2 separate regions of the Mus musculus genome follow, and region 1 is linked to region 2. A link is a contact called in ENCODE POLR2A ChIA-PET data. All regions are on one chromosome and are shown on one strand. Each heading gives the region's core, a stretch centred on a gene start or an enhancer-like site at or near the end of the contact. The rest is flanking DNA. Distances are from core to core; before and after follow the strand shown. Region 1 overlaps Myo10 (myosin X). Region 2 holds the start of Myo10 (myosin X).

Region 1 (3,876 bases), core at 272-2,771, 150 kb after region 2:
AGTTCATTCAGGAATACTGGTGATAAATTAGTTCGCTGACAGTGAAGTGAGCCGATTCGAGCCAGATTAGATTATATTAAATACACATAGGTTTTATTGGGAAGCTGCTCTTGGGTAAATTTACTCGCCCTAAGGAAGGAGGCTAGGGAAGTTACCATGGTGGGGGGGCAGGGGGAGAAGGGATTTGGGGGATGAGAAAGAGAAAGAACATGAGCAGAGAGAGAAGTGGGGTGGGGGTACAAAATGTCTGCTTTATATAAGGAAGGACAGCCCAGGCCCGGGCTGCAATGTTTAGATTGGAGGCAGGGCATGCCAGGTAGGGACTGAGGGATGCTGGGAGAACCTAGAGGCCAGGTCTGCTTTGATATGTAAAATATGCACCTTAGTTCCTTCTCCTTAGGTCAAAATTCAACATCCCAGAACATTTTGGTGTCTATCTACTATTAAATAAGTACTTTGATGCTATGGAAATTTCCCATCCCCTTCTTGAACTTATATCTTACAAGTGTGGCTAGCAAAGGTCTTAACAGAAACTCTGTATGAGTCTGGCAGGCAGGTGCTCTGTGACCCTAGACAAGTTAATCAACTTCTCTGTGCTTCAGGTAATGAGTGCATCATCTATCAAAAGGGGATAGCAATGAAACCTATCTAATAGAATTGCAAAAATGTGTGCCTAAAATTGGAGTCCATGCTAGCTTTCCGTGGCACTAATGCTGTTGCTGGTAGGTTTGTGGTTGGGCTTCCTACTGGTAACGTGAGTTCAATGTTTACCATCATTGCCCCTTGTAAAAGCAGATCAATCCAGGTACTACTAGGTCAGGAGGGTCCCACTGGACCAGAGATTCAGAGGGTGGCTGTGGCACTCACAGGGTGTCACTTCACACTTGACCTTGCCCAATCATTAAGGAGAGAGACCGCAGGTTCCCTTCCCAATCCCCCCTTAGTAATCCTCTTACTTGGCCTCCCAAATGCTAGGTTATAGGTATGTGTCACCATGCCTGACAAAAACTGGACTTCTTTTTGTTTTGTTTTAATTGCATGTTCAACCAAGTCAGCAACTGAGAGATTGGTCCCCAGCCGTTTGATGCTAAAATCTGGCAAATGTATTTCCAGCATATTTGCTTCCGGGAATACTACAGAACAGAGCGCATCCTTTGCCACCAGTGCCACCAGGCCACTGTCCTTATCTCTTCCCTCAAGAAGTTTTCATCTCTGAGAACTGTCTGTGGAGATGAACCCCTTCCTTTACCCCATGTCCAGTTAGGCCTGATGTATGCGCATCTGACCCACATAGAGCATTTGTTTCCAAGAAAGCAAAACTCTTCAAAGTTGACTTTCCTAACTGCAGTTTTTATTTGTCTGGTGCCAGGGATTCAGGCCTGGTATAAATAAGCAAGAGAGAGAGCCCTGGCACTGAGCTGAGCCCCAGGCTCATGGTTTGGCTTGAGAAAATCTCGCTTGCTTTCAGCGAATCATTCCGTGCTTGCTTCCTGTTTCCTCATCCAGGGAATACAGTGAACAAGCCACCCACAGCAGCAGAGTCTCTGCTAGGGTGCTATGTGTGCTGAAGAAACCGGACGGCTCACTCACTGAGAAGCTAGAGCTATGGCTCCTGCCCAGGCTGCCTGCGTTGAGGATTTGGAATTCCTTCCTGAAGGAAGGACTTGAGGTTGAATGGTGTGAAATTCCTTCAGTTTTGAGACTCTATGGGCTAGGGGTGGAGCTCAGTTGGGAGGATGTTTGTCTAGCCTATGTGAAGTCCTATTTTTAGCTCCTACTACCACATAAATGAGGCATAATCTCAGGAGGCTGGAAGGTCAGTTGGAGGTCATTCTAGGTTACCCAATTGAGGCTAGGGTATATGAGACTTTGTCTCGAAAAACAAACTAACTAGGTAATCGTGGTGATAGTTACAATGAGCTGTGCAGTCATCACAACTCATTATGAATTTTATAGTCAGATATGCATAACACCGCATCTCTTCTAGAGACAGTCATTTCCTGCCTTTCAAACCCAACGTTGTAAAAACCCTGTAGATCTTCAGTGTTAAGTGTAGTGCAGCAGTGATTGATGGTAAGAGTTCTGCAGGGTGTTGGTTCGAAACCATAGCCAGGGACATCATTCCAAGCTGCAGTCATTGCTCTGAAATTAGAACCAGTTACATGGCCGTCCTCTGAGCTGCCCACCCTTCTCATTGTGTTATGCAGCATTCTCCAAGGTTCGCTTAGGGGACTCGAGGGTGTGCAGAGATTTTATCCTAGTCCTGGGATCGTGGGTGCCCTGGTACCTCATCAGCGTGTGGCGCTCCGGCAGGCGCCATGCGGCGGGCAGGGTTGTCGTACCCACGCTTTGCCAGGCTTTTCTTGCGGTCTGTGGATTGTTTTCCCCATGCTCAGCGGCATCCTAACGTTTCCAGGTAAGAGTCTGGGAAGGAGGCACAGGCCAGAAGGACAGCTCAGTTAGGATGTGAGTTCAGTGTCTAGAACCAACTCAGAAAGCTGGGCAGGGTGGCACATCCTTATGTGCCCAGCAAAGGAAGAAACAGGGAAATGCCTGGGTCTCCCTGGTCAGCTAGTCATCAGTGAACTCAGATGCAGTGAGAGGGCCTGTCTCAAAAGATAAGAAAATCTCTCCTAAGAAATGACAGCTGAGATGGCCCTCTGAGCTACACAGACACACAGAGAAGAGCACAGTAATCGACAGACAGACAGACAGGCAGGCAGGCAGGCAGGCAGACAGATGAAAGGACCAAAGATAAGAAACTCAGTTTTCTTTGATTTACTAAGTACAGTTGAAATGCCCCTTTACCATAGGCAGGTGACACCATTCCTGTTGCATGATGTGTATGACCCAAGGCTGGGTCACATTTTGAGTCAATCAGATTTAGAAGGGTGTACATATCGGTCTCTGCCTGCACTATGTAGCTTCTGCCCTTCATTCCCAGGTGCCCTGGTGCCCTCGTCTTTAAATTTCCGGTGGCAAACATTTGCCCATGATTTATTTACCTTACGATGTTGTCTAGGTATTTTGCCATCTTATTTCAGACTGAAGAAAAATACTTTCTTCTTCTCTTTTTACACTTCCTAAGAGATCTTTCTTTCCTTTTTTTTTTTTTTCTTCCCATATTTGACTAAATTCTTCAAGCGTATGTTAAAAATGTGCTTCCTCCTGCCTTCAGTAGGCCGGCTTTCTCTTCCCTTCAGCCCTTAGGCATTTAAAAAGCCTTGATGCCTGCTGGGCCTTTAAACATGCTTTCTCCATGTCTGGGGAGCAAGCTTGGAGCTTTTAAGGAGTGCGGCAAGTCTTCTCTGACCTACTTCCTTTGGCTGCACTGCATGCACAGATAGGGTCTGTCACAGATAGTCCCTGCCTTAAATTCCCCGGGCTCAGTCTCCTGGTGACAGGCGATACTCAGCCTTTTACTTGGAGTTATTTTACTTGGCTTTTGTATTGTTTGTCTTTGAGACAAGGTCACACTTGCTTACAGCCCTGACTGGCCTGGAACTCTCTACATAGAGCAGACTTTGAACTTGTCCGATCCTCCTGCCTCAGTGTCCTGAGTAACTGTAACTGTAAGAACAGGCATGTGTGCCACCAGCCAGTTCAGACACCACGTGACTGACTCTTTGACCCAGGGTTTCCTTGGTTTTTGAATGTTTCCCAGGTGTGCAGCCCTGGGCAGGGTCAGCACTTGGAACACATTCTCCATCACAATGAGATTCTCTCTTTCCCTCTCCCCACCTCACCCCTGCCGGGTGGCTCCACTTTCTATTTCCCTCTTCCCTCCATTGGAATCGATTCATAGAATCTTTTGTGATGGATTCTTTCACTTAGCACAGGAGTTCTCAACCCTCAGGTCGTCTAAGACCATGGGAA
Region 2 (3,797 bases), core at 1,188-3,687:
ATTAAGCAAAAAAAATACACAAGCAATATCATTTTATTAACTATAATTTGCATTTTGGACCATATAGTTGTTTTTCATAAACTATGTTGTTTTAACGTGTATTTATTTATCATTCCTTTAAATTATAAAAACAAACACAACAGCACTTTAAAAACAAAAAAACCCAAACCTACTGTGTGGGCTCAGGCCTATGCCAGTGCTCAGAAAGCTGAGACAGAAGGACCTCAGGTATGAGACAGACCTGAGCTACTTAGGCTCAACAACCAGCTGGGGCTAGCTCAGTTGGTAAAGTGCTTGCCTAGAATACACAAAGCTCTGGGTTCTATTCTCGGGGATGCCAAAGTGCCCTAGAGGCAGGGAACATCAGAAGCTCAGAGTCACCTTAAGCTACACAGAGAATTCTAGAATATCCTGGGATACTCCAGATCCTGTCTCTAAGGAAAAATGAACAGACTTTAGGTTTTGTTTTGTTTCTTTTTTAAAGTTTTAAATCTGCAGAAAAAGAAGGGAAAGCCCAGAGTGGCCACACAGTTAGGTAGTTCCAGGCTTCTCTATTACCAAGTGTTGTGTTAACGTAGCACATCTGTTTTAGCTGATGAGCTAGGATTGGCTCGGATGTTGACTTCTGAGAGGCCAGGGGCCAAGGTTGCCCAACGAGTCTGGAACAGGACCGATGCTGGGAACCAATTCACACCCACATACTCTAACCAGCTCTTTAAATCATTTTTCTTGCAGAGATGTGTGTAGATTAATGGGATAATGGCATAATTGTTCAGCTGCCCTACCTGAACACAGCTGGTGGCAAAGCTCATTTGACTAAGCACTTTGGTTGTGTTGAGCATTTTTGATATCTGTTCTGGCTCCATCTTAACCTTCCTTCAGCCTCGTGTAAACCCGTGGAAAAAACCAGCCACGTGGCATAGCACATGTATCATTAACTGGTTTATACCTTGAATCTTCCCTCAAAGTGGGGAGATGGGAGTAAGGTCACCAACACTAATGTAATGCTTTGGAGTTCAATAATGCTTAAATTCCCAAATAAAGATGACAAGATGGTTCACATGTTCAGCCATTTCATTCAGTCTGAGCACAAGCTTCGACTCTCCCAACTGCAGGTGGATAGGACATCAAGAAAAAGCCAAATATGTGATTGATCTTCCAACATCTGGAAAAAAAAAAAAAAAAAAAAAAAAACCTAAGAAGCGGGTACCTAACCAGGCAGGGTGCAGCTTGGGATAGTGAAGGCTGTGTCTGTTTCCAGAAAGACTGCCCTGGAAAGTATCTTTCTCAAGCGGCTGGCAGTTAACAAATCCTTTAAGTAGAACTTCTCAAGTCAGTTCATTGTTGTTCCCAGCTTGCCAGTTAACAACCTGCTGCTGGACCAGCTGTGTGGTTCCGGAGTGAGTCTGACAACACCCAGCCGGTTGGTTCAAAGGGTTCATAGATCCAGTACTTGGGTGACCTGATCTTGCTAAACTGCTACAGAAGGAAACTCCTTCTGAGCTGTTGGGAGTTCTTTCTGCAGTGGGCCAAGCACCAGCTTTGGAGGGCCCTCTGGACTCCTGTTAGGAAAGCAGACTTAGGAATCCCAGTCCGTGTTACAGGATCCCCAGATTCCTGGCCACAATAAAGCTGGAGTTGTCTCGGTGAGAATCAGGACTGACTCCTGGTGAACCGAGAGCAATTACCCATCTCTCTCGCATCTGCTCTACTTCCTTTACGTCCAGAAAAAGAGGTTACAGTTACAAGTGCTATAGGACACGTCCCCTTCCAGTATACAAAACATTTCCCTGTGGCTATCAAAAAACCCACTTGGAGCAGAGAAACTCAACAAGGAAAAGCAGCTTTCAAAAGTTCAGATTCCTGTTTTCCGCTTCCTGTCCTGGGATCGCACGATAGAGTCGCAATGATGAGATCCACGTGGAGCAGGTTCTTGGGGTGTCTAACATTCACCGCCGTGGGGCCCCTCCTCTTCAGTCCCGGGTAACTTTCTAGTATCTACGATCAGAGGGAAGAGTCAAGTCATCTAATAGCGCCTAGGCCGGTGGCAAGAAGACCCAGGAGAAGCACACTGCTCTATGGATTCAGAGTGGATCTAGGCGGTAGCTGGGACTCCGCGCACCCGCCGCTCTCAGGGAAAGCACAGGGCAGGGCTCCGAGGGGCGGGGCCGCGCATCCGGTGGGCGTGGTTTGGGTGGTAGCTGGGAGAGGGCGCGGCATGTAGGAAGCCCGAGCAGGCTGTGGGCGGGGCTATAATGGGCGTGACCAGGAGTCGAGTAGGCGGGGTTTGGGTATATTTGAGAGCAGACGCTCAGTCTCCGCAGGTTGGAGGAGTTTCTGGGGGCGGGGCCAGGTCCGTAGGAGGCGTGGCTTTACTCGTGGAGGCGTGGTTATATATTGGGGGCTGGGATTGAGGGCGGGGCGGACCGAGCACAAGGGTAAGCGAGACCGGAGAGCTGGTGAGAGCCGGCCGCGCCTGGGGCGGGAGAGCTCACCGTTGTTGGTTTGCTGGTGATCCGAAGTCGTCCACCCCACCCCCGCTGGGACCGAGCGCCCCCGGCGGAGCTCCAAGGGAGGCAGGCGCGTCGCCAGCCCCTTGCCGGCCCTCCCCCAGCTCGGGAAGAATGTGCCACCAGCTGTTCTCCTCCCGGGAGCACTTCGCCCAGAAGTGAGGAACTTGGAGGAAGGAGAGACAAAGGCTGTGGTTGGGACAGAGGAGGTCCGAGACGCGGACAAAAGGTGCGGAGGAGCAGCAGCGACCGGGGGATGGCAGAGCGGCGGCTCCGCGGGCTGGAGTCGCCCCGAGGCGCACCGTGACACGCGTGGCTTCCCGGGACCTGCCGCTGCGCTGACTTCCGCGACTGGAGCCGTGCCGGGAAGGTGCGGGCGCCGGAACAATGGACAGCTTCTTTCCCGAGGTGAGTGAGTGGCGGGGAGGACCTGGCTGAGACCGGGACCCGGACCGGCACACCGAGCGCGCCCCAGCGCCTGCGCGTCCCCAGGAGGGGAAACTTTGTGGGAATCTCCTGAAACCCCACTCCCTCCGCCGGCCCCGAGTCTCGGATGAGTAAGCCTAGGCAGGTTTGAGTTTGTCCTGCGCTCGCATGTCCCCGGGCGTGGGTGGCTAGCTGACACTCCGCGCCAGGTGAGTCCCCGGGCGCCGGGTGGGGGAGAGCTGCGGACCGGACGGCTCGGGTGCAGGAAACGCGGTAAAAGGCGCAGCCGGGAGGTGCCTTGCTCCAAGAAAGGTCTGGGACTTCCTTTGCTGAACGTGCGGGCTTCCTGTGGCTTCCAGAGGAGCCGGCTAACGAAGTGTGAGCCGGCCGGCTGGGTCCTCGGTCACTGCTTGCCCTGCCTCATTGGGCTTTCAAGTCTGGGGTCCTTACTTTACTAGTACTGCTCAGGTCGGGTTTGCAGATAATTCCAGAGTACGAGACCGAATGATCTTGTTTTTAATGCCATTTTTTTTGGCAGATCTTGAATTCGAGTTTAAATAAAATTTGTTTAGGGCAAACAATGGTTATTTTAGAAGATGAAACCGATGCCCGCTTTAGGGTCTTTGAGGGCGGGACACCACAGTTACTTGAGACGGGACTTGAAAGTTCCCTTTTCCCCCAGGGATGGAGAGCCGCTCTGGTTTCTTGGCCCCGATTCCTTTCTTGGTTGTGTTTATTTAATAAATTCTGTTTAAGTTTTGAGGTTTGAAGTGGCTCAGAGTAAACTTAGCTGACTTTGAGAGAGGCTGATGAGATTTTTTGCTGAAAAGTCAGGGTGAGGTTTTTGTGAATCCAGGACAG

What was found. ChIA-PET counts read pairs that join two places held with the same protein, here RNA polymerase II (POLR2A).
Region 1: POLR2A ChIA-PET joins it to region 2 with 10 read pairs in embryonic stem cell. The contact joins the enhancer-like site here to the promoter of Myo10 in region 2. POLR2A ChIA-PET finds 5 or more read pairs at or near these places in 4 of 5 experiments (Patski and embryonic stem cell).

Annotation. Positions count from the first base shown.
Region 1 is chr15:25,766,363-25,770,238 of GRCm38, forward strand. All of the region lies in intron 19 of Myo10 (myosin X), which reads left to right. Among named protein-coding and RNA genes, the nearest start is that of Retreg1, 75 kb to the right of the region's middle. Within about 2 kb of position 1,522, at least 1 of the 3 ENCODE cell types and tissues checked has a DNase peak (open chromatin) inside an H3K27ac peak, as active enhancers do.
Region 2 is chr15:25,620,113-25,623,909 of GRCm38, forward strand. It overlaps Myo10 (myosin X), which reads left to right and starts at 2,438. Exons shown (of 41, transcript NM_019472.2): 1 at 2,438-2,918. The coding sequence starts at 2,898.